2 separate regions of the Homo sapiens genome follow, and region 1 is linked to region 2. Evidence: chromatin loops called from intact Hi-C (ENCODE). Cell type or tissue: PC-3. All regions are shown on one strand. Links, peaks and the distances in the headings refer to the core of each region. The heading gives the core; the rest is flanking DNA. Region 1 overlaps HNRNPM (heterogeneous nuclear ribonucleoprotein M). Region 2 has its middle 9.9 kb from the start of ANGPTL4.

The links. Hi-C counts contacts between places; a loop is a spot of excess contacts. Peaks named below come from ENCODE experiments on the same cell type or tissue, not always from the same donor. Only the 100,000 strongest peaks of a DNase experiment are listed, where the experiment ranks them.
Region 1: a loop joins it to region 2, with 4 times the contacts of the local background. A loop is called at or near these places in 17 of 110 quality-filtered maps.

The regions. Positions count from the first base shown.
Region 1 is chr19:8,448,354-8,463,238 of GRCh38, reverse strand. It overlaps HNRNPM (heterogeneous nuclear ribonucleoprotein M), which reads right to left. Exons shown (of 16, transcript NM_005968.5): 2 at 7,665-7,834; 3 at 658-710. Among named protein-coding and RNA genes, the nearest start is that of HNRNPM, 11 kb to the right of the region's middle. In PC-3, for the core only: a CTCF peak has its summit at 6,963; a DNase peak (open chromatin) is centred at 11,168; H3K4me3 peaks cover 912 bases; H3K27ac peaks cover 1,193 bases.
Region 2 is chr19:8,346,817-8,361,701 of GRCh38, reverse strand. It overlaps the pseudogene LOC100129682. Among named protein-coding and RNA genes, the nearest start is that of ANGPTL4, 9.9 kb to the left of the region's middle. RefSeq lists an enhancer at 7,494-7,573. In PC-3, for the core only: CTCF peaks have their summits at 5,836 and 7,571 (motif pointing left); DNase peaks (open chromatin) are centred at 5,871 and 7,611; H3K4me3 peaks cover 465 bases; H3K27ac peaks cover 1,079 bases.

The DNA of each region.
Region 1 (14,885 bases), core at 3,697-11,696, 100 kb before region 2:
GCAGACCTAAATTCAGGGTCTCCAAGAAATCACACCAACTTTAGATCTGCTTCCCTCTGTACTCAATCGAGTCCTTACCATATTCCTCCTAAATCCATCCCTTCCGTAAGTTAAGCTCATCCTTTTGATTATTCTAAGCCATTCTATTGCACGACAGAAAATAGTTTATGTTCTCTTTAAACTAGGCCAATTTTGAACATTCAGGTTTTTAATATTTGGTTTACAATTTACTGGCACAAAGGCAACTTTTCGGAATCTTTGGTTCACACAACTTTCAAATTCAGCAAACAACCAAGAGTAACATTTTCTAGACAAGAACACACGTTTTACATTAATTATACCACCGCTAAAATTCCATGCATAATTCACACACAGCCAATTCCTCTGTTAACAAAGAGACAATGCTGCTATTGGTCCCCAGTTATCCAAATTGGGCATCCAAACAGAATACCAAAAAGCTCTTTGGCCAGCCATTTGGAAAAGCGGGACTCCCATTTGCAAATCCCCTCCCACCCCACTCAAATGTTTGGCAAAATCAAACATAGCTACTGTAACATGAGCACTCACTGCCTTCCTGATTTCATTCGATTCCACGCCACCATACAGTTACATTTTTCATGTAGTAAATCCACAGAAGAAATTCTCTCAGACACTTACCCTTGACTTTCCTTCAGCGTCCATTAAGAGCTCCACGTATGTTACCTCACCAACTACAAATCAGTTTCCAGACGACACATAAACCAAGGGAGAAAAGCCAAGAAAACAATGGGAATTTAGAACAATCATCAGCAACCTTGTATGGAGCCTCTGCCTTATAAGAAAGCCCAGAAACACTCCATATTCTCTAAACCACCGAACTAGGCATTACAGGTGTGCAGTAAAAGTAGGTGAAAACACGTTAACAATATGTCCTTGATTTTCCTCCCACCACAAACAAGCTATTCCACAGATTTCCGTATCAATTTCCCTGTCTGGAAGACTCATTCATGACTAGAGGCAATCCAAATCTATAGGAAAGAAGTCTGCGTGATTTACTTTTCTGGGGAAGGGAGGAGGTTTTACACATACGCTCTCATTGGTGGCAAGCAGGTGAAATGCATACAAATTGCGATGCCATCGGGCTGAGCTCACATGCTATAAATACAAGGACGCACGTATGCGAAGGTATAAGCTCACAGGCACACACGGCCGCAGGGCCAGCTTCACAGGTGAGCAACTCGTGCAATTGTACAGAGCCCCGCACTCAGGGGCCCTGAGCTTGGTTTAATGCTGTTATCGCTGCCATGACATTCTTAGTTTTTTTTTTTAACAAGAGGCCCCTTGTTTTCGTTTTGTGTTGGGCCCCACAAATTCTATAGCTGGTCCTGCACACAGCACTAGGCTCCACATCTGTAGAGGCAGAATGTTTGAATATAATAAGATCACAAAACCAGAGCAGCATCTGGATTCTCTTCAGTGAATTAGGCCAGGCTTCATTCTTGCCGCTTTCTAAACCTCCCCATTTAAAGGACACAAATAAATTCAAATTTAGGGCTCAGATTTTGTATCTAAACAGTTAAACAGACTCATATGATTCTAATCTACACAAAAGGGAAAAAACCAAAGCATTTCAAAAGTTTCTGCAGATTTTCCTCAAGGTTTGGATTGCCAATTCATGACCACCATGACCAGATGTTAGAATCCATCAAGACAACCACCAAAATGGCTGCTGAACTTGAAGATGGCACACAGAAAACAAATGTAAAGTGTTACCCTGGAGAAAACTATCTCTAACCAGACTCTCCAAAGGCAAAAAATGGGCTTTTGTTGTCCTCTGGATCGGTTTGGTTTAGCAGTACAAGGGTAAAAATAACCCGCTTAACGGCCTCAACAAGTCATGCCTATTCCAACTCTTTTGTTTAAAGGACATTAAAATTATGAGGCTATAGGAAGAAAAATTTTTAATGAAAAACAAGGTAAAATTATTTTACAAAAAATTTAAAGATCTGAAGGACATATTTATTAATGGCTCTGCACATTGGTTGAAGGCAAGAAAGCCAAGTGTCCAAAGTTTACATCTAGAGCCTCACCCTCTTTGTCCTCTCCTGAAATGTTTCAGAACGAAACTGACACTTTGTACAAAACAGGAGAATCATCAGTGCAAAGAAATGAAGAACGGAAATATGAGGGATCAGTACAATTTACTTTTAGAGTATGTACTCCTGTGGGGCAAACTGAAAAATGATCACAGCCAAGGGACAGTTGTACAAAGCGGCTTTATTTAACCCTTAAAAAGTAAAGCAGTTCCAAAAATGCAGCCGCCCTGAGGCCATGTTAAAAAGCCATTTGTTTCAAGAGCAGCAGCCATTCAAGGACCACCAACCCTTGTCTCCACTTTGATGAAAATGCCACATAGTGTCAAAATAGTGACTGAAGAGGCCCCAAGTTGATTTCCTACCAGCTATGACTACCACCTAATAACCTTTAAAAAATAAAAGACTCACAATAATTAATTCAAAACAGCTGCAACCATGTTGCCGAAATTCAAGTCCCAGTTGCATGGGAAGTTTCTAGTCTGTGTCCATAAGACGCTTGGATCAAAAAGCTGTAATTGCAACCCAGAAACCAAGCAAATCCAAACCAAACTTTTTCCCATGGCCATAACCACTTTAACAAAAAGAGAGGTTTAGAAATTAGGACTTTTTCCACGTAACAGTCTAGTCTAGAAATAGCACACCTGACTCAATCCTTTGTATTAAAAATTTGCTTAAAACGTTCTCCCTCTTTTTACCTCAAGTGGTATCATCATTTAGCAGTCACCCGGGGGTCCAGCATGAGTAGTGCTGTCCCTGAGATCATCAGTAATGCCCATCCTCCTCACAAACTCATAAAATTCCAACCTCTACCCTGAGAGACCATCCATTAAGTGTTAAGGGATCTGCAATAGCTGCTAATTCATACTTTCCTATAGGAAAATGGAGCCTTTAAAAGACCACCTCCCTTTTGGTTCTACAATAGCAAAGCAAAGATTTATTTTATGTAGTCAGTACAACTATCGACAAGAATGTGAGGGCAAAATTTGTCAAGTAAACAGTCTGGTCACATTCCATGAAGTGAAGTTTAACGAGCAAACCATCCAGAGCAGATCACACAGTCAGGACTCAGGGGTAGAGGTGACAGCTTGGCAGTAGCAGCAGTCTTACAGAAACGGCACTCACAGTTATTAATAAAAAATACGGTTGCTCCTCCCCCTGTGTAAACATGGATGGAATTCATGGAATCCCAAGAGTAGGCTGCTAAGACAAATTCTACTGCAGCTTAAAACATCAAAATATTGAAAAAACTAAGACATTAAAAAATCTAACACCAACTGTTATCTACCTCTATTTAAAATGCTCTAAGAAATCATTTTTGACCAACATTTAAGTGAATTATTAAAAAGACTGCCTTATTCTTAAAACACATCAGGAGGATAAGCAGATGAGCAACCCAAAAAGAACTCAGGCGGTCCCTGGGAGCTACTGTGACCTCACTCTCCTGCACAGACCTTTAGCCAAATGAGTATTTGTTTTTGTGTTCCCATTTACTGCTCAAGTCTGAAAAAGAAAAAAAGAGGGAATACAGTGCCGAAGCTTCACTGAAGAGAATTCACATGTTATAAGACCTATATATTTTTTTTTAACAGGAGTTGGGGGGACTTGAAAGTCAGGCATGTTGTCAAACATTCTTCATCTCATAACGGTCAATTCTCAGGCTGCCACTCTATTGGGCGAGGGGAGTGCACAGAACACATGCACACTCTTTAATATAAAGACACCTTGAAACATGGCAAAATAATTATTCTACACACCTACTTGGCTTATGGACATGTTAGGAAATGACTGAGCCCACGCTCCTCAATTGCGTGGCAATAACAGAACGTTACTGCTTCCCTAACACCAGAGACCACACGGGGTAAGCCAGACAGGCTGCACTGCTGGGGCTCAACCTAAGTATTCATACATATGAACGCTTTAGCATAACAGGCCTTTCTAAAATGCAGGCTGCGGCCAGGCCTGTAATCCTAGCACTTTGGAAGGCCAAGGCAGGCAGATTACCTGAGGTCAGGAGTTCAAGACCAGCCTGGCCAACATGGTGAAAGCCCATCTCTTACTAAAAATACAAAAATTAACTCGGCGTGGTGGTGGGTGCCTAATCCCGGCTACTTGGGAGGCTGGGGCAAGAGAATCACTTGAACCCAGGGGGCAGAGGTTGCAGATCACACCACTTCATTCCAGCCTGGGCAAAAGAGCAAGACTCCATCTCAAAAACAAAATAAATAAAATACAGGCTGCATTTCCAACAGAGGAAAATATGAAGAAGCAAGTAGACTGGGTAGGAATATCATTTAAATTGAAAATACAGTTCTGCCTAATAGACCCACAATGCAAATTATCTCCAGGAGCCAAGATGGAGGTTTTCTACTGGACTACACTTGCCCTCTGGGCCTTAGTTTTCTGTCAGATGCAATTTGAAATTTACTTAAAGTGGTGTATTATACTAACAGAAGGATTAAGTGCTTAAAAGAAATCTTTGCTTACACAAGTTGAACTGACTGCTGCTAAACTTCGGATCGACTGAGGGTAAACTACATCCCTGACCTTCCTTTCTTCCTCAACCTGGGCTCTATTTACTCACTGCAGGTGCAGCTCAGTCCTGCTCTGGTGGCACTGCCCCACCTGGGTGCTGCCGGCTGCCTGGTGAGGTCAAGAGAAGCAGCCCAGCAAGGAGCTTCCTCCACTCATACAGGACTTGGTCTCAAACAAATGTAGCACGACACTAAGTTTAAAAGCCTAAGATCGCCTTTTCTCACAGAAATCTTTATTTTTTCCACCCAGTCCTTATGGTCAATCACTTTAAGATGTGTATCCCTTTACCTGTCAGGATACAACCTGGGGAGCTGTGGCCTGTTAAGTCACTTTCAAAGGCATAAATGACCAGTTTACTTCCTATGTGGATTTTTAATAGGAAATGCTAGAATGCTGCTAAATGCTAAAATTAAAGCTGGAGAATATGCAGCTGGTATGAAAGATGGGGAAGAGGATCAAGAGTGAGGGAGGAGCATGTGAGACAATCTCCCCCCGGAGTATCCTTAGAAAAAAAGCTCCCCTCTTGGGCCTCTCAAAGCTAGCTACTTTAGTTCTGAGAGGCTGCAATTAGATAGTGCTATAATGACAGAAAATTTCAGTTGAGGACAACTAATTCCAGTTCTTGTTCTACTCATTTCCTGAAACAAGGCTAAGATTCATCAGACCTTAAAACACAGACTGATAAAGAGTGCTTAGGTTACAACAGCCCAGATCTCTGTGTTTTGGAATTGAGACTAATACTTTTAGGGTTGTAAGTGCCTCTATCTGCCAGTTCTTCCTATGTATAAAGTCTTCAAAACACTTAAAACTTATGCGCAACAAATTTCAAGTAAATATTTCAGATTTAAACTAACCACTTAAACATTTTTTGTACACCAAAACGGGAATAAAAACGTCTTTTTGAAAGCACGTAATAAGAAGAGTATTTCTTAAGAAGTCATATGTATGTAAACACAGTAAATTTCTTTAGACCTCACATACTGAATATAAGCATTATCATAAAAAGATTACCTTTCTGAGTCACTTTACCCACAATCCTATACCGCTAATAATTTAATTAAACAGCAAAGTAATTAATTTAACCAGTACAGGGGAGCTCTAAACAAGAACATTTTAAGGCTCATTAAAAATAACTGATTTACTGCACACCTGTAATTCTAAATTACACCACCAAAAATACACTGAGAGGGCTGAGCCCAGGCATTCGTAGCAGTATGCCAGGGGAATATGAGAACCAGTTTGGAAGTATCCCAATCAACCACCAGGCTGGCTCCACACTTAAGAGTGCAAAATAGTGAATTGAGGTGAACTGCTTCTACATCCAGAAACACCATGGCTGCTGCTGCTACTACCAGCTTTAAGGTTTCCCAAACCGAATTACTGAATGGTAAAGCAGTAAAAATGTCACCTACTTCATCCAGCATGTCCCAAAACTGGTTCACACACTCCTAAAAATGAAAAAATAATTTGGCCTGCAATCTCTTACAAAATTCTAACAATTGCATTTTCAAAGCCACATTCCTGGTTCTTGGAACTACTATACCTTATTATCAATGGAAATAGCAATTCAGCGGTTCAACCAAATCACGAGAACACAAATTTGGAGGTTATTCCAAAAGCTAATTCGAATGAGGCCCAACTGTACTGTACAGAAATTCTAAGCTTCTATTGAAGCAGCAGTCCCAAAAACCAAGAACACTGCATCTGGGATGCAGCATGACACACCCTCAGACAAAAAGAAGAAACTGCACTCTTGCCCTAGGAGCATTGGCAGGAATGATTTGGCTGATCAAGGCAGGCACATCAATCTCACACCAAAACGTTTTTCCATCTGTGTTATCTGGAGAAATGCCACGTGGGAGCAGCACGCGTGACTGTACGGAGAGGTTCACAGTGCCTAGTGCTTCTTGCATGTCATGGTCAAAATAAGGGATGGGACAATGATGGCAGTGCCATTCATAATTTCAAAATCCAATGCAGGGAGCACCAGTACACATACCAAAATGGCCTATCCACGGGGCATCTCTGTCACTGAAATGTTAAATCATTTGACAAATCAAGCTCACATCTCTTTTCATAATGAATGCTCCAGAAAACCAATACCTTTCAGTCATGCAAAGACTCCATGAAGGGTAGTTTGAGTCTAGGTCGGGGTGCGGGGAGGGCGCCTCAAGGCAATATACAAATTGTTCTCTACCACGGTGTTGTCTAACCCAGGGCTGAGCAGTCTCTTTAGTCCTAAGTGCCACCAGCAGGGCCAAGAATCAGGAAAGAAAGGAAGACGATAGCAGCACAGGAGGGAAGAAGGAGAGAGAGAGGACACCACAGTGTGCACGGGGGTGAGGATCACAGAGGCAGGCCTCCTCGGGCCTCCTGGTGGCAGCAGAGCTTGGCTGCTTCCCCTGCCCTCGGCTGGAAGGTGGACACCTAGGCTATGACAATCCACATCCTAAGGCACCGCGTTACAAAGCAGATACCTTATTTTGAGCTCTCCAATGGCCAGTCTACTCTATTTTTTCCCAGAGGGGAAAAAGCCTAAAAGTTAAAATACAAGCTAATGTTTTATAGTTTGGAATCTGAGAAGCATAAGGTCCAGCTACCACATTTTGATCCCAGGAAGACATCCACAAAATTTTAAACAAGCTATCTTCCTGTGAAACTTAAAAAGCTTAAAAAAAAAAAAAAAAGGAAAGAAAGGAAAAATCTCTCCCACCTAACGTGCAAAATTCAAAAAATTTCAACACGAAAAGGCTCCCCGGAAGCCTAATCGAAGCCTTATTAACCATACTAAGCCAGTAAAATCATCTGTAGGCCAAAGGACCATACAAACCATCCTGTTTGACACACAGGGGTATGACCACAAAACAAAACAAAACAAAAAAAAAACACAAAACAAAAAAAAAAAACTGAGGTGGGGTAAGGGGGCTTCACTCTTAAGCCTGGAAAGAACATGCTCTACCCAGAGCCGCTTCCACTGACCAAAAATAACCAAGGAATTAGCCACAGAAAAGATGACACACCAACCTTCTCACCCTACTCAATCACCAGTACCATTACCTTTTTCTTTAACCAGGTCTTTAAGTGACTGCCATTTCACATCAAAAGGTATGTTTGTAATGAAGGCTCTGTATCTTTTAGTTGGATTGGCATATGGCTCAAAGCGATTGCCTCCTCTTTTTATGTTTTTCTCCTTCCTCTTCTCATTCTGAGCAGGTCGTTCTCCTTCACTGAATTCGAGAGAGAGGAAAAAAAGGTAAAGGGTTTATATGTCAGCACAATGTGAAAGATAATTATTTGATTTGCCAGGTTTACAATTCCACACAAAGTTACATATGACACAAGACTAGTATTGGTCAGATGCGGTGGCTCACACCTGTAATCCTAGCACTTTGGGAAGCCAAGAAGGGGGGATCATTTGAGGCCAGGAGTTCAAGACTAGCCTGGGCAACATAGCAAGACCCTGTCAAAACAACAAAAAAATATATATAAAACTTAGCCAGGTGTGGTGGTGCACTTGCAGTACTAGCTAGTAGGGAGGGTGAGATGGGAGGATCACTTAAACTCGGGAGTTCGAGGCTCCAGCAAACTATGATCACCCTACTGCACTCCAGCCTAGGGTGACAGAGCGAGACCCTGTCTCAAAAAAAGCAAAGACAAGACTAATGTTGGTTTTGAATTAAGACATTCAAACTCAAGGCTCCACAGGGCAGAAAGCATTCCCAAGGAAAGGTACACCTTCCTGGGCTCACAAAATACTCCTACGGACAGTAACAGAGACAATGGTGAGGCCAACTCCCTGACCAAGGTGTGTTAATTCCAAGACAGAAACAGGAGAAGAGAGGGATGATTTCTAAGACTTCATAGAATGGAAATATGAGGTAGTACACATAGGCCCATCCAATTTTAGCTTCACAAATAAGTGTCTTTCATAGTGTTAAAAAAAAAAAGGGGGGGGGGGCATAAAATGATGCAGCCGCCATGGAAAAGTTAGGTAGTCACTCAAAATTAAACACAGAATTACTATGACCCAGCAATTCCACTGCTAGGTATACACCCAAAAGAATTAAAAGCAGGGACTCATACACATATGCCAATGTTCATAGCAGCACTACTCACACAAGCCAAAAGGTAGAAACAACCAAGTGTCTACCAATAGATGAATGGAATAAACAAAACACGGACTATCCATGCAATGGGATATTATTCAGCCACAAAAAGGAAGGAAATCCTGACAAAGGCTACAACATGCATGAACCTTGAGGGCATTATGCTCAGTGAAATAAGCCAGTCACTGAAGGCCAAATATTGTATGATTCCACTTATTAAATACCTATAATAAGCAAATCCATACACAGAAAGTAGAACAGAGGTTACCTGGGCCTAGGGGGAGGTAGAAATGGGAAGTTATTAAATACTGAGCATAGAATTTCATGTGGGATGAGAATAAAAGTTCCAGGAATGTGCAGATTGCTGCAAAACATCATACTTCACTGCACACTTAAGATGGTTAAAATGGTCTATTTTATGTATATTTTAACCACTTTTTAAAAATCCAGAAAGGTGGAAAAGAAACCACTCCCTACACAATCCTACTACTTTGAAGCTGGGAAACTTGGGTCTGAGCAACCCTGGGAGGTGGAAGACAGCATGCAGACAATCCCACCTTTGGCAAAGAAGGGTGGCTGCTTTTCTGGCACGGCCTTCCCATTGCACTCTTTACCTTTGTGTGCTAGGTGCCACCACACTGTTAACACTAACCATCTCTAGGTAGCAGCCATCAGGCTTGGAAGCCCGGGCACTGGCTGACAGGGCGCTTTCCTCAGCTGCCAGCTCAAGCGCAACCCCTCTGACTACAGGGAGGCACAGATTAGAGCTGATCAGGAACAAGTGAGGAGCCAGAAGCCACCTCAAGTTTCTTAAGCAACTGAGCCTTGCACCTTCTGCTTCCCCAGCCCTGTGTGTCCCGCCAGTGAGAATCCAGTGACTCCCAGACCACGGGCTCTACTACAGAATTTGTAATCCATGACAAAACCGGAAAAAAAACCAAAAAGCCAAGACTACAGTATTAATGATTTATAAAAGTATCTTTAACTGAAGAGCCGATCTTTATTCTGGGATGTAACTTTCTTCCGTGGAAGAAACACCAGATAGTAGCTGGAGAAGCTACTATTTTAAAATGTTATTTAGTTGAGGCCAGGTGTGGTAACTCCCATCTGTAATCCCAGCACTTTGGGAGGCTCAGGCAGGTGTATCACTTGAGGTCAGGAGTTCAAGACCAGCCTGGCCAACATGCTGAAACTCCATCTCTACTAAAAATACAAAAATTAGCTGGGCGTGGTGGCACATGCCTGCAATCCCACCTCTCAGGAGGCTGAGGCAGGAGAATCGCTTGAACCCGGGGGGCGGAGGTTGCAGTGAGCTGAGACCGCACCACTGCACTCCAGCCTGAGTGACATAATGAGACTCTGTCTCCAAACAAACAAACAAAAGTATTCACTTGAGACCAGGTATGGTGGCTCACACCTATAATCCCAGCACTTTGGGAGGTCAAGGCAGGAGAATCTTACTTAAACCCAAGAGTTCGACAAATAAGACCCTGTCTTTATTTTTAAAAATAATAATAATTATCTGAGTGTGGTGTTGTGCACCTGTAGTCCCAGCTACTCAGGAGGCTGAGCTGAGAGGATGGCTCCAGTCCAGGAGGTCAAGATTGCAGTGAACTATGATTGCACCACTGCACTCCAGCCTGGTTGACAAAGCAAGACCCTGTCTCAAAAATAGTAACGTATTTACTTGGAAAAATTTTAAAGTCAGCAACTTTGTGTAGTCCCCAAACACAAGAGTGCCAAGTGGTATCCCAGCAGAGGTATCACTGGTGTGAGCCACACCCAAATCAACACAAGGTAAAACCAAGGAAAGCAGCTTCCTCTGTGATCTCTCAACTATACCAATACACAATCAACAGGCTTCCCTTCCCACGGGCTGGCAGATAAGGTGATGTTATGGCAGCTCCAATCCCTAGATGCCTAGAACGCAATCTACCTGAGTCCACAAGACTGGCTTCACACCACAAAGCAGGTCCCACAGGAGACCTACAACTGTTACCCAGGCCACTTGTCTACTCCAAAAGAAAGTCCTTCACCAAAGTCTGCCAAACAAAATCTATCTGCCAAATCATCTCCTACTCTTTCCTGGAAAATGACGACGACTGTGTTAGAAAAAATCATAAAACATAACAGAATCTACACATCATGGTCCACCAGAGGATTCACAGATGGAAATGAATTTTAATATTGTTACTTTTGAAGTCCCAAATACTTTAAGATTTACAATAAAAAACATTCTGACAGAGTCCATGATGAATTATTTCCAGTCTTTCACCAGACTGCTTAAGCTCACCTATAAACTACGAAATGTATAAATAAATAATTACAGCCAAAGCAGGTAACAAAGTGTCTAACCTATATTCCACAGGTGCATACCATGGCTACGAATAAACTATCCAATCTAACCACAGAAGCTGAGCATTTGGTTTGGGGTTAATCCACATCACATGACTCACCATTGAGAAAGCGGCTCTCACCATGCTTAATGGGCACAGCACCTCTGCAAACAAATCCTTCCCTGGCTAATCATTCCCTCTGAGAGGTTTCCTCAGTAAAGAGATTAGAACTATCTCTTGTCATTTCCAACTTTTAAAAAATTGACCTTTTTGGAAATCTACCACCACCAACTAATTCTTGACAGACTTGTAGAGAATGACCCTCAAAGAAATATCATTCGAGACACATATTCAAGCAGACTGGCCATGGTGGCTCATGCCTGCAGTCCCAGCAGTTTGGGAGGCTGAGGTGAGCTGAGTGCTTGAATCCAGGAGTCTTGAGACCAGCCTGGGTAACATGGCAAAACCGTGTCCCTACAAAAAAAATACAAAAAATTAGCCAGGTATGTTGGTGCACAACTGCGGTCCCAGCTATGCAGAAAGAAGACAGTCTGGCTCCAGGAGGTCAAGGGTACAGTAAGCCATGATTGCACCACTACACTCCAGCCGGGGGTAACAGCGGGAGACCCTGTCTCGGCAAGGGAAGGGGAAGGGGAAGGGGAGGGACATATTCAAGTTTAGATGATGTGATAGTATAAAAGTGATGTCCTGAAAAGCTCTTTTTTTAACATGTCCAATCCTATTTTCTCACTATCTTCAGGACAAAATTAGGGGAAGATTCTTCTCTAGTCCATGTATATGTATACGTACATATAAAAACTTAACTCTGCAAGTCTTTTTAACTTTTGGCTGGGCGCGGTGGCTCACACCTGTAATCCCAACACCTTGGGGGGCCGAGGCGGGCAGATCACCTGAGGTCAGGAGTTCAAGACCAGCCTGGCCAACATGGTGGAAACCTGTCTCTAATAAACATACAAAAATTAGGCCAGGCACGGTGGCTCACGTCTGTAATCCCAGCACTTTGGGAGGCCGAGGCAGGTGGATTATCTTAGGTCAGGAGTTTGAGACCAGCCTGGCCAACATGGTGAAACCCCGTCTCTACTAAAAATACAAAAATTAGCTGGGCGTGGTGGCAGGCGCCTGTAATCCCAGCTACTCGGGAGGCTGAGGCAGGAAAATTGCTTGAACACAGGAGGCGGGGGTTGCAGTGAGCCGAGATTATGCCATTGCACTCCAGCCTGGGCGACAAGAGTGAAACTCCGTCTCAAAAACAAAACAAAACAAAACCAAAAATTAGCCGGGCATGGTGGCGGGTGCCTGTAATCCTAGCTACTCGCTACTTGGGAGGCTGAGGCAGGAGAATCACTTGAACGGGAGGCGGAGGTTGCAGTGAAGTGAGATAGCGCCACTGCACTCCAGCCTGGGCAACAAGAGCAAAACTCCATCTCAAAAAAAAAAAAAATAATAATAATAATAATTAATTAAATTAAATTAAAAATACGATTAATGCCTGTAATCCCAGCACTTTGGGAGGCCAAGGTGGGCGGATCACTTGAGCTCAGGAGTTCAAGAACAGCCTGGGCAACATGGTATAACACCATCTCTACAAAATATTAGCTAGGCATGGTACCATGTGCCTGTGGTCCTATTTACTCAGAAGGCTGAGGTGGAAGGATCGCTTGAGCCCAGGAGCTGGAGTTGCAGTGAGTAGAGATCGTACACTGCACCCCAGCCTGAGGGACAAGAGTGAAACTCCATCTCAAAAAACAAAAAAACCCTAATAAAAAGATTGAGTGCCTAATCTGCAAAAGACCACCACCAAATAGTGACTGCCTACCCTCTCTTAAGGTCTCCATGCAGTTCCCATGCGTAACACTCACTACTTTTGGAGTTTCTAATCAAGGAAAGGGTGCAGTTTGAAATGGCAATCCCAATACCCTGAAATTGTGATCACATCTCCTGAGGGACAAGGACCCCTCTGCCCGTGTGAGAACCATCCCTTATATAAAGTGATTCTTCACAGAAATCCCTCAAGTCCTGCGCTGCTCTAATGCATGTAAGGTGTGGAGAGCACTATTCACAGCACCATTCCAGCTCCAAGGCCACCACTGAACTACCCACATGACTCAAGCTCTTTCTGTCTCTAGCGCTTTACCAGCAAAACCAGCGCAACCTGTATGCATGGTAGCTCAGAGGGACACTGTGACAATCAACAAAGAATGGCAAAACAAAAAGCAGCTCATCTAGGGAAGCAGTACTGCATGTGGCTAAGAGCTGGGGTCACCATGTCGTCACTAGGCCTCGGTCCTATGGAGGCTACTACCTACACGCTTACAGCTTTAAAAGAGACTCTTAGGCCGGGCGCGGTGGCTCACGCCTGTAATCCCAGCACTTTGGGAGGCCGAGGCGGGCGGATCACGAGGTCAGGAGATCGAGACCATCCCGGCTAAAACGGTGAAACCCCGTCTCTACTAAAAATACAAAAAATTAGCCGGGCGTAGTGGCGGGCGCCTGTAGTCCCAGCTACTTGGGAGGCTGAGGCAGGAGAATGGCGTGAACCCGGGAGGCGGAGCTTGCAGCGAGCCGAGATCCCGCCACTGCACTCCAGCCTGGGCGACAGAGCGAGACTCCGTCTCAAAAAAAAAAAAAAAAGAGACTCTTAGCACACAGTGAGGCAATGATGTATTTTTCTACCAATAATTTTATTGAGAAGGGTAGAGAGGGGGACTGATTCACTCCTAGCCTTCTACTGTTCAGGCTTTAAAACTAGCAAACCAGAGCCAAGGCTGAGAAAACCTAGGCATCATAATCATTACAGACTAGCAAAGGGACAATTTAGCTTTCAACCCTATGACTGCAAAATATGGTAATGGGGAAGTCCATTGGAGAACCCCCCCTCCCAAAAAAACAAGCAAGCTAATCTTTGCAGGCTAGTATCTCTTTCCCTAACCAGAATAAAATCAAAGAGCTGAGTGAAAGCAAAGGCCTGGCAGCATGCATTCAAATAATCCAAAACCCTGTCTTCTAATCTTGAGCTCACAATCTGACGTGTCTCCAAAATCCTTTTTGAATAAACAATCACTCTTTAAAGTACAGCAAACACTCAAATGCATTGTATAGAGAATCTGATTTAAATAAAACAATTCAAACGGCTGTTTACTGAGTGGTTACCAAGGTAGTATCATGAAAGCAGCAAGCTGCCTGGGAGTCAGGAGGGCCTCCCCTGGAGTCTTTAGGTCAGGTTCCTGAACCTGGGTTTAAGTGTTTAAAACGAAAGTTTTCTTGATTGTCAAATGGAGTCAACTCTAACAGTACCTCCTCAGGAATCTACCCTAAATATATATTTTTATTTTTATAAATAACCAATCCATCTGTTTCTTATTCACCCACAAAATTACTCAGGAAGGGGCCAGGTGTGGTAGCTCACGCCTATAATCCCAGCACTTTGGGAGGCCAAGACGGGCGGATAACGACGTCAGGAGATCGAGACCATCCTGGCTAACAGAGTGAAACCCCATCTCTACTAAAAAAAAATATTAAAAAAATTAGCCAGGCATGGTGGCGGGCGCCTGTAGTCCCAGCTACTCGTGAGGCTGAGGCAGGAGAATGGCGTGAACCCGGGAAGCGGTTCACGGAGCTTGCAGTGAGCTGAGATCGCGCCACTGCACTCCAGCCTGGGCAACAGAGCGAGACTCCATCTCAAAAAAAAAAAAAAATTACTCAGGAAGGGGAGCAGGTTAAGTCATTTATTTTATATATGATACTACATTTAAAAAAATTTTAAAAACCTATACATTCCCCTAAAATGAACTTTTTTTTCCCTGACTATACCCTAA
Region 2 (14,885 bases), core at 2,873-10,872:
TTTTATTTATTTATTTATTTATTTATTTATTTATTTATTTTTTGAGAAGGAGTCTCGCTCTGTCGCCCACGCTGGAGTGCAGTGGCGCAATCTCGGCTCACTGCAAGCTCCACCTCCCGGGTTAGTGCCATTCTCCTGCCTCAGCCTCCCGAGTAGCTGGGACTACAGGCACCTGCCACCATGCCCAGCTAATTTTTTGTATTTTTAATAGAGACAGGGTTTCACCATGTTAGCCAGGATGGTCTCGATCTCCTGACCTCGTGATCCGCCCGCTTCGGCCTCCCAAAGTGCTGGGATTACAGGCATGAGCCACCGCGCCCAGCCTATTTTTTATTTTATTTATTTATTTTTTTGAGATGGAGTTTCCCTCTTGTCGCCCAGGCTGGAGTGCAACGGCGCAATCTCCGCTCACTGCAACCTCTGCCTCCCAGGTTCAAGCGATTCTCCAGCCTCAGCCTCCCGAGTAGCGGGGATTACAGGTGTGCACCACCACACCTGACTAATTTTTTGTATTTTTAGTGCAAACGGGGTTTCACTATGTTGGCTCTGCTGGTCTCAAATTCCTGACCTCAGGTGATCCACCTGTCTCGGCCTCCCAACGTGCTGGGATTACAGGTGTGAGCCACTGTGCCTGGCCTAGCCTTTTTTTTTTTTTTTTTTTTGAGACAGAGTCTTGCTCTGTTGCCCAGGCTGGAGTGCAGTGGCCTCATCTCGGCTCACTGCAAGCTCCACCTCCCAGGTTCCCGCCATTCTCCTGCCTCAGCCTCCTGAGTAGCTGGGACTACAGGTGCCCACCACCACGCCCGCTAATTTTTTGTATTCTAGTAGAGGGGGTGGGGTTTCGCCATGTTGCCCAGGCTGGTCTCAAACTCCTAAGCTTAGGCTATCCACCACCTCAGCCTCCCAAAGTGCTAGGATTACAGGCATGAGCCACCACGCCCAGCCCTGTTTTATGTATTTTTTTTTTTTTTTCTGAGATGGGTCTCACTCACCCAGGCTGGAGTGCAGTGTCACAATCACAGCTCACCGCAACCTCAAACTCCCAGGCTCAAGTGATCCTCCCACCTCAGCCTCCCAAGCAGCTGGGACTATAGGCATGTGCCACCAGACCTGCCTAATTTCTGTAGATTTTGTAGAGACAGGATTTTTGCCGTGTTGCCCAGGCTGGTCTTGAACTCCTGAGCTCAAGGGATTCACTCGCCTCGGCCTCCCAAAGTGCTGGGATGACAGGTGTGAGTCACTGTGCCTGGCCAAAAACTGACCTTTAGAATGTGGCCTCTTACCCAGCAAAGACAAAGTCATCCTGATCAATTGTTCCTGGAGCACCTACTATATGCCAGGCACTGTACTGGGGCGATCACGGTGGGCAAGACCGGGTCTCCAATCCCAACGCGTGGGCTACTTTGGCCAACATAGTTAAAAATTGTTAAAATGACCAATTTTATATTATGTATATTTCTTTTTTTCTTTTTCTTTTTTTTCTTTTCTTTTCTTTTTTTTTTCTTTTTTTTGAGACAGAGTCTTGCTCTGTCGCCAAGGCTGGAGTGCAGTGGTGCAATCTCTGCTCACTGCAACTTCCACCTCCTGGGTTCAAATGATTCTCCTGCCTCAGCCTCCCGAGTAGCTGGGATTACAGGTGCCCACCACCACGCCTGGCTAATTTTTGTATTTTAGTAGAGACGGGGTTTCGCCATGTCCAGGCTGGTCTCTAACTCCTGACCTCAGGTGATCCGCCTACCTCGGCCTCCCAAAGTGCTGGGATTACAGGTATGAGCCACTGCGCCCAGCCTGTTATGTGTATTTCACTACAAATGTAAATGCCATTAAGCTAGGCAAGGTGGCTCATGCTTGTAATCCCAGTACTTTGGGAGGCCAAGGTGGGAGGACTGCTTGAGCCCAGGAGTTCAAGATTGGGTAACATGGCAAGACCCTGTCTGTACAAAAAATTTAAAAAATTAGCTGGGGCCAGGCTGGGCACGGTGGCTCATGCCTGTAATACCAGCACTTTGGGAGTCCAAGGTGGGCAGATCGTGAGGTCAGAAGTTCGAGACCAGCCTGACCAACATGGTGAAACCCGGTCTCTACTAAAAATGTAAAAATTAGCCAGGCGTGGAGGCGCGCGCCTGTAATCCCAGTTACTCGGGAGGCTGGGGCAGGAGAATCGCTGGAACCCGGGAGGCAGAGGGTGCAGTAAGCAGAGATTGCGCCACTGCACTCCAGCCTGGGCAACAGGGCGAGACTCTGTCTCAAAAAAAAAAAAAAATTAGCTGGGGCCCGGCATGGTGGCTCACACCTGTAATCCTAGCACTTTGGGAGGCTGAGGTGGGTGGATCACTTGAGTCTGGGAGTTCGAGACCAGCCTGGCCAGCATGGTGAAACCCCATCTCTACTAAAAATACAGAAATTAGCAGGCATGGTGGTGTGTGGCCGTAATCTCAGCTATTTGTGAGGCTGAGGTGGGAGATTCGCTTGAACCCAGGAGGTGGAGGCTGCAGTAAGCGGAGATCGTACCATTGCACTCCAGCTTGGGTGACAGAGCAAGACTCTGTCTCAAAAAAAAAAAAAATAGCTAGGCGTGGTGGCACATTCCTGTAGTATGAGCTACTTGGGAGGCTGAGGTGGGAGGATCATTTGAACCTGGGAAGTCGAGGCTCAAAGCTACAGTGAGCCAAGATTGCACCCCTGCACTCTAGCCTAGGGGACAGATCAAGACCCTGTATCCAAAAAATAAATAAACACACATAGAGACATAAAATATAAATATATATAATACACACAGAGACACATACATATGCAATACACATAAAGATATATATATACATATATGGAGAGAGCCACACTTACATACAGAGAGATACATATATATAACATACACAAACAGGCTGGGCAGGGTGTCTCACACCTGTAATCCTGACACTTTGGGAGACTGAAGTGGCAGGATTGCTTGAAATCAGGGATTTCAGACCAGCCTGGGTAACAAAGTGAGACCCCATCCCTCCAAAAAATAAAAGATTAGGGCTGGGCGTGGCGGCTCACGCCTGTAATCCTAGCACTTTGGGAGGCCGAGGCAGGCGGATCACCTGAGGTCAGGAGTTCAAGACCAGCCTGGCTGACATGGTGAAACCCCATTTCTACTGAAAATACAAAAAAAAATCAGCCGGGCATGGTGGCATCTGTAATCCCAGCTACTTGGGGGGCTGAGGCAGGAGAATCACTTGAACCCGGGAGGCAGAGGTTGCAGTGAGCCAAGATTGTGCCATTGTATTCCAGCCTGGGTGACAAGAGCGAAACTCCATCTCAAAATAAATAAATAAATATAAAAATAAAAAAATAAATAAAATAAAAAATTAGCCAGGTGTGGTGGTGCCTACCCGTACTCCCACACGTACTCAAGGAGGCCGATGCAAGAGGACAACTTAAGCTCAGGAGGTGGAAGCTGCAGTCTGCTATGATCGTACCATTGCACTCCCATTTGGGCATCAGAGTGAGACTCTGTCCCAAAAAAAAAAAAAAAAAAAAAAGAGGTCTGGCACGGTGGCTCAGGCCTGTAAACTCAGCTCCTCGGGAGGCTGAGGGAGGAGAATCGCTTGAACCTGGAAGGCAGAGGTGGCAGTGAGCTAAGACTGCGCCATTGAACTCCAGCCTGGGTGACAGAGCAAGACTCCATCTCAAAAAAAAAAAAGGCCGGGCGCGATGGCTCACGCCTGTAATCCCAGCACTTTGGGAGGCCGAGGCGGGTGGATCACGAGGTCAGGAGATCGAGACCATCCTGGCTAACATGGTGAAACCCCGTCTCTACTAAAAATACAAAAAATTAGCCAGGCGTGGTGGCAGGCACCTGTAGTCCCAGCTACTCAGGAGGCTGAGGCAGGAGAATGGCGTGAACCCAGGAGGTGGAGCTTGCAGTGAGCCGAGATGAGGCCACTGCACTCCAGCCTGGGCAACAGAGCGAGACTCTGTCTCAAAAACAAAAAAAACAAGAAACAAAACAACAACAACACACACACACGTATACGTAATACATAAGTGCATAAGTGCATAGATAGATAAAATACACTCACATAGAGACGTATTCTTATATATTTATATAATACACTCATGCAGGGTGAGATAATACACACTTTTTTGTACATCTTCTTTTTCTGACCCACTTAAGGATATATTGCACACATAACGTGTGCCTTTTGCCCTTTACTAAGAAAAAAAAGTGTTTATATAACCGTGGTACAGCTAGCAATTTCAGGAAATTTGACCCTGACATAGTACTGTTATCTAATCTATGGTCCATATTCCAGTTTCATCAATTGTGTCAAGCATGACCTGAACAGCTGTGGTTTGTGTTTCTGTTTGTTTTCCTTTGTTTTGGAGACAGGGTCTCACTCTGTCATTCAGGCTGGAGTGCAGTGGTGCGATTATAGCTCACTGCAGCCTCCAACTCCTGGGCTCAAGTGATCCTCCTGCCTCAGCCTCCTGAGCAGCTGGGACTACAGGCACATGCCACCACACCAGGCTAATTTTGGTATTTTTTGGTAGAGACAGGGTTTAGTTACATTGCCCAGGCTGGTCTCAAACTTGAACTCCTGAACTCAGGCGATCCTCCCACCCCGGCATCCCACAGACCTGGGATTACAGGCATGAGCCACTGTGCCTGGCCACAGCTGTTTTTTGTTTTGTTTTGTTTTTTTAAAAAAAACTGAGTCTCCCTCTTTTGCCCAGGCTGGAATGCAGTGGCATGATCTCAGCTCACCACAACCTCAGCCTCCTGGGTTCAAGCAATTCTCCTGCCTCAGCCTCCTGAGTAGCTGGGAATACAGGCACACGCCACCATGCCCAGCTAATTTTTGTATTTTTAGTAGAGATGGGGTTTCACTATGTTGGTCAGGCCGGTCTCGAACTCTGACCTCATGATCCTCCCGGATACACTATAATGTGCTAGGATTACAGGCGTAAGCCACCGCGCCCGGCCTCACAGCCATGTTTTTTATGAGCAGGACCCTATCCAGAATCATCCACTGCATTTCATTGTCATATCCTGTTGGTCCTTTTTTTTTTTTTTTTTAATCTGAGACAGGGTCGTTGTTATGTTGCCGAGGCTGGTCTCAAATCTGGACTCAAGCAATCTTCCTGCCTCAGCCTACTGAGTAACTGGGAATACAGGTGCATTCGCTATACCAGGCAGGGCACTGGCATTTTTTGAGACACGGTCTCACTTTGTCACCAAGGCTGGAGTGCAGCAGTGAGATCACAGCTCACTGCAGCCTCAACCTCCTGGGCTCAAGTGATCCTCCCACCTCAGCCTCCTGAGTAGCTGGGACAACAGGCATAAGCCACTATGCCTGGCCAAACACTGATATTTTCGAGATGTACACACCGGTTTTTTGTAGCACGTCCTCCATTTTGCATTTGTCTGATGCAGATGTTTCTTCCCCTTAAGGTGCCTGTTATGTATTTTTGGCAGTGATGTTGTGTCCTTCTCAGTGTATGATATCAGGAGGCACATGATATCTGTTTGCTCATTGGCACCATGAATGGTGCTAAGATTTAACTACATAAGTTGAATCCTAGATGGTCAATGCTGCAATGGGGTAAGCACACAGGCCTAGAAGAGTATAGAAAAGATGTCAATCCCATTAGGTAAGGATTCCTGGAGCAGGGGTCCTAAGACTGAGAGATGCTTGACAGAGTCCTAGACAAAGTGTACAGGAAATAGATGACTCAGGTTCAAGGAAGAGCATGAAAAATTCTCTCTGGCTTGAGACATGCAGGATTCTTCTCAGACAAGCCCACAAGGTTGTTAGGACTATGTAATGGCACATCGTGTCCAGTGACTGGCCTCTACCGCCCCCAGCAACTAACCACAGTCTTCCTGCCACACTGTACTCACATCCAGGTCACCAAGAAAGGTCAGCCCAAGAGCAGGACCTCAAACACTCAGGGCAGAAAGGATGACTCAGAATCTGGGCTGGTGCTCAGAAGGGAACGGGGTTGCCTTTCCACCCTCCCCTATTAGCTTTTCCCCATAATTCCTTCCAGTCTGGGAACTTGTACATTGCAGGGCAGACAGCTATGAAGTCACTAAGGAAATAATAACTGTAGCAGCGTACATTTATTTAGTGCCACCTTTACACCATCAGACACTTGTGTAATCCATTTTATCTCAACCTCAAGTCGGTCCCTGAAAGGAGATAAATTGAGCTTCTGAGACCTTTAGGAATTTGGACAAAGTCACACAGCTCAGAAGGGTCAAGATTTGAACCTAGGCCAGGCGTGGTGGCTCATGTCTGTAATTCCAGCAATTTGGGAGGCTGAGGTGGGCAGATTACCTGAGATCAGGAGTTTGAGACCAGCCAGGCCAACCTGGTGAAAACTTCTCTCTACTAAAAATACAAAATATTAGCTGGGCATGGTGGTGAGTGCTACCTCCCAGCTACTTGGGAGGCGGAGGCAGGAGAATCGCTCTAACCTAGGAGGCAGAGGCTGCAGTGAGCCAAGATCGCACAACTGCACTCCAGCCTGGGTGACAAAGCCAGAATCCATCTCAAAAAAAGAGATAAAAAAAAAGATTTGAACCTAGTTCTCTTTAGTTCCAAACCATTGAATCTCTCTTTCTGTCTTTTAAGACGGTGGCGGGGGAGGGCACGTGGGGTGGTGGTGGGATGTCTTGCTGTGTTGCCAAGGCTGGATTGGAACTACTGGGCCCAAGAAATCCTCCCATCTCAGCCTGCTCACTAGCTGGAATTAACGGTGCCCAAAACCGTGACCTCTTTTATTTTATTTTTCATTTAATTTTGTTGTTGTTTTGTTTTTGAGACGGAGTCTCACTCTGTCGCCCAGGCTGGAGTGCAGTGGCACTATCTCGGCTCACTGCAAGCTCCACCTCCTGGGTTCATGCCATTCGCCTGCCTCAGCCTCCCGAGTAGCTGGGATTACAGGTGCCCGCCACCAGGCCCAGCTAATTTTTTGTATTTTTAGTAGAGATGGGGTTTCACCGTGTTAGCCAGGATGGTCTTGATCTCCTGATCTCATGATCCGCCCGCCTCGGCCTCCCAAAGTGCTGGGATTACAGGCGTGAGCCACCGTACCTGGCCTATTTTTAAAGCTTGTCATTGTTTTGTAATTTACGATTTATTTATTTATTTATTTGAGACAGCGTCTTGTTCTGTCACCCAGGCTGGAGTGCAGTGGGGCGATCTCGACTTACTACTACCTATGCCTCCCAGCTTCAGGGGGTTCTTATGCCTCAGCCTCCTGAGTAGCTGGGATTACAGCTGCTGGCCACCATGCCCGGCTAATTTTTGTATTTCTAGCAGAGACTGGGTTTCACCATGTTGATCTTGAACTCCTGATCTCCAGTGATCCACCCGCCTCGGCCTTCCAAAGTGTTGGGATTACAGGCGTGAGCCATCGCGCCCAGCCTATTTTTATTTTTGGGAAATTATTTTTACAACAATAAGAAAAAGCTAGAGATAGATTCCCCCACTACCCCCCACCCCGAAAATTCCTTCTCTGTATATACCCGGTTTGACAACCGCGGCCCCGGGGGGTTTACCCTAGATAGCAGCGCCCTCTGGTGGTGAACTCGAGAGCAGCTGTTCTGGCCGCTCAGACGCGCTCCTTTCCCGCTGATCCCAGGCGCCTGAGAGGAAGTTCAAGGCCTCCTGGCGGCTGCCCGCCCGCTGTGGGAGGCTCGAGAAGACTGAGTAAATCAAGGGGGAAGTGGAGATGATGACGACGATGATGATTTTTGAGACAGAGTCTCGCTCTGTCGCCCAGGCTGGAGTACAGTGGCGCGATCTCGGCTCACTGCAACCTACACCTCCCGGGTTCAGGGGATTCTCCTGCCTTGGCCTCCCAAGTAGCTGGGACTACAGGCGCACGCCACCACACCCGACTAACTTTTGTATTTGTAGTAGAGATGAGGTTTCACCATGTTGGCCAGGCTGGTCTCAAACTCCTGACTTCAAGTGATCCACCCGCTTCAGCCTCCCAAATTGCTGGGATTATAGGCGTGAGCCACTGCACCCCGGTTGAGACAGTCTTGCTCTTGGCCCAGGCTGCAGTGCAGTGGCGTGATCATAGCTTACTGTAGCCTCAAATTCCTGGGCTCAATCAATTCTGCCATCTCAGCATCCTGAGTAGCTGGGACTACGGGAACATGCTACCATCCCCAGCTAATTTTTAAAAATGTCTGCTGGGTGCAGTGGCTCATGCCTGTAATCCCAGCACTTTGGGAGGTCGAGGCGGGTGGATTACGAGGTCAGCAGATGGAGACCATCCTGGCTAATGCGGTGAAACCCCATCTCTACTAAAAATACAAAAAATTAGCCAGGCATGGTGGCAGGTGCCTGTAATCCCAGCTACTAGGGAGGCTGAGGCAGGGGAATTGCTTGAACCCTGGAGGCGGAGCTTGCAGTGAGCCGAGATTGCGCCACTGCACTCCAGCCTGGGCGACAGAGCAAGACTCTGTCTCAAAAATAAATAAATAAATTTTCTAGAGACAGGGTCTTGCTTTGTTGCCCAGGCTGGTCTCAAACTCTCAGCCTCAAGCAATTCTCCTGTCTTAGCCTCTCGAGGCACTAGGATTACAGGCATGCACACCACAACTGGCCAATGCTGTCTTTTGAAGCTCCTGACTGGGGCCAATTAGCTCTCATGTCAGGGGTGTCAATGTTCTGAGACAGGCCGGGCACAATGGCTCACGCCTGTAATCCCAGCATTTTGGGAGGCAGAGGTGGGCGGATCACCTGAGGTCAGGAATTTGAGACCAGCCTCGCCAACATGGTGAAACCCTGTCTCTACTAAAAATACAAACAATTAGCTGGGCTGATAGCAGGTGCCTGTAATCCCAGCTACTGGAGAGACTGAGGCTGAAGAATTGCTTGAATTCGGGAGGCGGAGCTTGCAGTGAGCTGAGATCGCGCCACTGTACTCCAGCCTTGGCGACAGAGCGAGACTGTCTCAAAAAAAAAAAAAAAAAAAAAAAAAAAACTGTTCAGAGACAGGCGCAGTCTCTCTGGGCAGTTAAGCATTCCAGATGGGGGCAGGGGTGCCTTGGAGTTTCCAGGAGGCCCCTAAAATGGCAAAGGAGCTGAAAGTGGCTCCCAAGGGGTTCAATGTATTCTGGAGTGCCCGGGAACCTCCTCCCTCTCTCTTTTCTTTTCTGACTCAAGCCTCAGCCTGGGACAGGGTGGGAGAGAGAAGGGTCACATTTTCTACCATGAACACCCAGGGTATTAGGAATGTGGGGGAGGAGGGAAGTTGTTTAAGAGGTCTAAGAGCATCTTCCTCACCCACGCAAGCAAAATTCCTTTTCTTTCTTTCTTTCTCTTTCCTTCTTTCTTTCTTTCTCTTTCTTTCTTTCTATTTCCGTCCCTCCCTCTCTCTCTTTCTTTCTTTTCTCCCCTCTTTCTCTCTTTCTTCCTTCCATCCTTCCCTCCCTCCCTCCTTTCTTCCTTTTTCTTTCCTTCTTTTTCTTTCTTTCTCTTTCCCTCCCTCCCTCTTTTTCTTTCTTCTTTTCCCCCCTTTCTCTCTTCCTTCCTTCCTTCCCTCCCTCCCTCCTTTCTTTCTTTCTTTCTTTCTTTCTTTCTTTGTCTCTCTTTTCTTTCTTTCTTTTTTTTTTGACAGAGTCTCGCTCTGTCACCCAGGCTGGAGTGCAGTGGCGCGATCTTCGCTCACTGAAACCTCTGCCTCAGCCTCCTGAGTAGCTGGGATTACAGGTGCACAGCACCATGCCCGGATACATTTTTTAGTTTTAGTACAGATGGGGTTTCGCCATGTTGGCCAGGCTGGTCTCCAACGCCTGACCTCAGGTGATCCGCCCACCTCAACCTCCCAAATTGCTGGGCATGCAGGCATGAGCCACCGTGCCCGGCCCCTTTTCTTTCTTATACCTCTCCCCACTGGCTAGCTAGGCAGGAATACTCTTCAGAAATTCTTGGTCTGCAGGGAGCTTGAAATCACCTTTCAATCTTTCCATTCAGTGAAAATTTATTGAGTGTCTACTGTGTGCTGAGCACCTGTGGTGGGATTCTGAGTAGCTGGGATTACAGGCGCCCACCACCACAGGCTGGAGTGCAATACTGCACTCTCAGCCCATTGCAACCTCTGCCTCCTGAGTTCAAGTGATTCTCCTGCCTCAGCCTCCTGAAGAGCTGGGATTACAGGCGCACGCCACAATGCCCAGCTAAATTTTGTTTTTTTTTTTTGAGACGGAGTCTCGCTCTGTCACCTAGGCTGGAGTGCAGTGGTGCGATCTTGGCTCACTGCAAACTCCGCCTCCCGGGTTCATGCCATTCTCCTGCCTCAGCCTCCTGAGTAGCTGGGACTACAGGCACCCGCCACCACGCCCGTCTAATTTTTTGTATTTTTAGTAGAGACGGGGTTTCACCGTGTTAGCCACGATGGTTTCAATCTCCTGACCTCGTGATCCGCCTGCCTTGGCCTCCCAAAGTGCTGGGACTACAGGCGTGAGCCACCGCGCCTGGCCAATTTTTGTATTTTCAGTAGAGACGAGGGTTTCAACATATTGGTCAGGCTGGTCTCGAACTCCTGAACTCAAGTGATCCGCCTGCCTCAGCCTCACAACATTCTGGGATTACAGGCATGAGCCACCACTCTGGCCGCAATTTCCAATCTCCTTTTCTCTCTCTCTGTCTCTCTCTCTCTCTCTCTCTCTCTCACACACACACACACACACACACAAACACACACCCCTCTGCTTCCATCATAACACCTTCTATAACTCTGACCCTCCTACCTTTCTCTTCTTTTTTATTTTGAGACAGAGTCTCTGTCTTTCAGGCTGAAGTGCAGTGGTGTGATCTTGGCTCACTGCAATCTCTGCTTCCTGGGTTCAAGAGAAGTGATTCTCATGCCTCAGCCTCTGGAGTAGCTGGGACTACAGGCATGCACCACCATGCCTGGCTAAATTTTTTGTGTGTTTTTAGTAGAGGAAGGGTTTCACCATGTTAGCCAGGCTGGTCTCGAACTCCTGGCTTCAAGTGATCTGTCCGCCTCAGCCTCCTAAAGTGCTGGGATTACAGGCGTGAGCCACTGTGCCAGCCATAATGATTTTATGTTATGAGACAGGGTCTCACTCTGTTGCCCAGGCTGCAGTACAGTGGCTCAATCATGGCTCACTGCAACTTCGACCTCCTGGGCTCAAGCGATCCTCCTGCCTCAGCTTCCCAATGTGCTGGGATTACCGGAATGTGTCACTGCACCTGGCCAATAATCAGGTTTTTATCTTGCCTTTCTTCTCTAAAAGTGTCACTGGAAAACCAGATAGTACATAAGAAGAAGTATCTTGCATAAAAAAAAAAAAAAGAATTCAACTAACAAATAAGGACGAAATGGCCAGGCGTGGTGGCACAAGCCTGTAATCCCAGCTACTAGGGAGGCTGAGGAAGGAGAATCACTTGAACCTGGGAGGCAGAGGTTGCAGTAAGCTGAGATTGTGCCACTGCACTCCAGCCTGGGTGACAGAGCGAGATTCCATCTCATAAAAAAAATTAAATAAGTAAATAAAGAAGGAAGAAACACAAGAGATATGACATCACTATTTTGTAATCTCTAAGGAGTTAATTCTCGATGGCTACTGGACTGAGGAAAGGAGGCACAGCCAAACATCACAAGCCTCCTAGTGAAAGAACAGAACGCCATCAGTAGTCATGTCAAAGTAATCAAATCTGAGTCTGACCCCAGTTCTAGAAGCAACCGCCAATTTGCAGGGAATACCAAGGACAGAAGAACATCCTGAACTAACTACACAATGAGTGTAGGATCAGCAACATTTAGACCATAGGAAACACTTCAGGACAAGCAGCCAATTGTGCGATCCTTTTTTTTTTTTTCCTTCCTTCCTTCCTTCCTTCCTTCCTTCCTTCCTTCCTTCCTTCCTTCCTTCCTTCTTTCCTTCCTCCTTCCCTTCCCCTCCCTTCCTCCCTTCCTCCCTTCCTCCCTTTCTCTCTTTCTCTCTTTCTTTCTTTCTTTCACAGGGTCTCACTCTGTTTCCCAGGCTGGAGTGCAGTGATGTGATCACAGCTCACTGCAGCCTTGATCACCTGGGCTCGAGCGATCCTCCCACCTCAGCCTCCCCAGTAGCTGGGACTACAGGTGCATGCCACCATACCCAGCTAATTTTTGTAGTTTTTGTAGAGATGGGGGGTCTCACTATATTGCCCAGGATAATCTCGAACTCCTGGGCTCAACCGTTCCTGCTGCCTCGGCCTCCCAAAGTGCTGGGATTACAGGTGTGAGGCACCATGCCCAGGCATGCAATGCTTCTATTGTAAGGGAAAGGGAGGGATGGAGAGGAACCTGTGAATTAAAAGAGGCTTAGGCCGGGCGCGGTGGCTCACACCTGTAATCCCAGCACTTTGGGAGTCCCAGGTGGGCAGATCACCTGAGATCGGGAGTTCCAGACCAGCCTGGCCAACATGGAGAAACTCCATCTCTACTAAAAATACAAAAATTAGCCGGACGTGGTGGCGCATGCCTGTAATCCCAGCTACTCAGGAGGCTGAGGCAGGAGAATCGCTTGAATCTAAGAGGCAGAGGTTGCAGTGAGCCAAGATTGCACCACTGGACTCCAGCCTGGGCAACAAGAGTGAAACTGCATCTCAAAAAAATAAAATTAAAAATAAATAAATAAATAAATAAACAGGCTTAGGCCGGGCGCGGTGGCTCGTGCCAGTAATCCCAACACTATGGGAGGCTGAGGCTGGTCGATCACAAGGTCAGGAGATCGAGACCATCCTGACCAACATGGTGAAACCCCATCTCTACTAAAATACAAAAAATTAGCTGGGCATGGTGGCTTGTGCCTGTAGTCCCAGCTGCTCTGGAGGCTGAGGCAGGGGAATCGGTTGAACCTGGGAGATGGAGGTTGCAGTGAGCCAAGATCACGCCACTGCACTCTAACCTGGTAACAGAGCAAGACTCCGTCTCAAAAAAAAAAAAAAAAAAACGGGCAGGGGGAGCTTAAAAGACATATCATTTTCTTTTTGAATGGGCAAGACTAAACTCCAGTGTCTACAGATTCACATTTGGATAATAAAACTATACATGTGCAGTGGCGCTCACCTGTCTCCCAGCTACTCAGGAGGCTAAGGATCATTTGAGCCCAGGAGTTCCAGGCTGCAGTGAGCATTGATTGCACCACTGCACTCCAGCCTGAACAATACAGTGAGACTCTGTCTCGAAATAAATAAATAAGCAAACAAACAGAAACCTACACAGGGCCGGGCGTGTTGGCTCATGCCTGTAATCCCAGCACTTTGGGAGGCCGAGGCAGGTGGATCACCTGAAGCCAGGAGCTCAAGACCAGCATGGTCAACATGGTGAAACCCCATCTCTACTAAAAATACAAAAAATCTGGTCATGGTAGCGGGCACCTGTAATCTCAACTACTCAGGAGGCTGAGGCAGGAGAATCATTTGAACCCAGGAGACTGCAGTGAGCTGAGATCATGCCACTGCACTCCAGCCTGGGCAACAGAGCGAGATTCTGTCTCAAAAATAAATAAATAAATAAACAAACAAATAAATAAAAGTCACAAAACAGTGGTTACTTAGGGAGTGAGGGGCAGCTGTGACTAGGACATAGTCCACGGAGGCGCTTCTGGGGTAGCTGGCAAGTGCAGTTGGTTGGCCCGGGTGGAGGCGACGATGACCTTCATCTCAGCACTGGGTTTCTGAAACTTAGCACTCTTGACATTCAGGCCACATAATTCTTGGTCCTTGGGGATGGCCTGTGCATTGCAGGGTGGTTAGCTACATTCCTGGCCTCCGCCCTCTAGAGGCCAAAAACACCCGCCTCCTCATTACCCAAAAGTGCTCCTGGATATTGTCAAACATTCTCCCATGGGGCAAAATCACTCCTGGTTGAGAACTACCCCCTGGAGGAACTCCTTAAACTATACATTTGTGGGGTTTTTTGTTGTTGTTGTTGGTTTTGTTTTGTTTTTTGTTTTTGTTTTTTACTTTTAATTGCATTTATTTTAATGCTGAATTTACTCCCATGCCATAAGTTTTTGTTTCTTCAGTTTCTTCTGGGATATCTTTTTCTTTCTTTTTTTTTTTTCCGAGATGGAGTTTCACTCTTGTTGCTCAGGCTGGAGTGCGATGGTGCGATCTCGGCTCACCGCAACCTCTGCCACCCGGGTTCAAATGATTCTCCTGCCTCAGCCTCCTCCTGAGTAGCTGGGATTACATGCATGCGCCACCACGCTCGGCTAATTTTATATTTTAAGTAGAAATGGGGTTTCTCCATGTTGGTCAGGCTGGTCTCGACCTCCCGACCTCAGGTGATCCACCCGCCTCGGCCTCCCAAAATGCTGGGATTACAGGCGTGAGCCACTGCGCCCGGCCTTGGGATATCTTTTTCTTTTGGGCAACCTCCTCCTCTGGCTTAGGAAAAATCTGTTCCTTTTCAGTAAGAATCATCTCAGTGTGGCAGGGAGAACTCATTCATGGGTTAATCCGACCGGAGTTCCGTAGGTCTGGCGACGCATCTTAGGTACTTTGTTCACTTGGATATGCTCAATGACCAGAGAATCTACATATAACCCTTAAGTTCAGCATTACTCTCTGCATTTTTTTTTTTTTTGAGACGGAGTCTCGCTCTACTGCCCAGGATGGAGTGCAGTGGCACAATCTCGGCTTTGCAACCTCCGCCTCCCGGGTTCAAGCAATTCTCCTGCCTCAGCCTCCCTGGTAGCTGGGACTACAGGCACGTGCCACCACACCCAGCTAATTTTTGTATTTTTAGTAGAGATGGGGTTTCACCGTGTTGGCCAGGCTGGTCTCGAACTCCTGACCTCAGGTGATCCGCCCACCTCAGCCTCCCAAAGTGCTGGGATTACACGTGTGAGCCACCATGCCCGG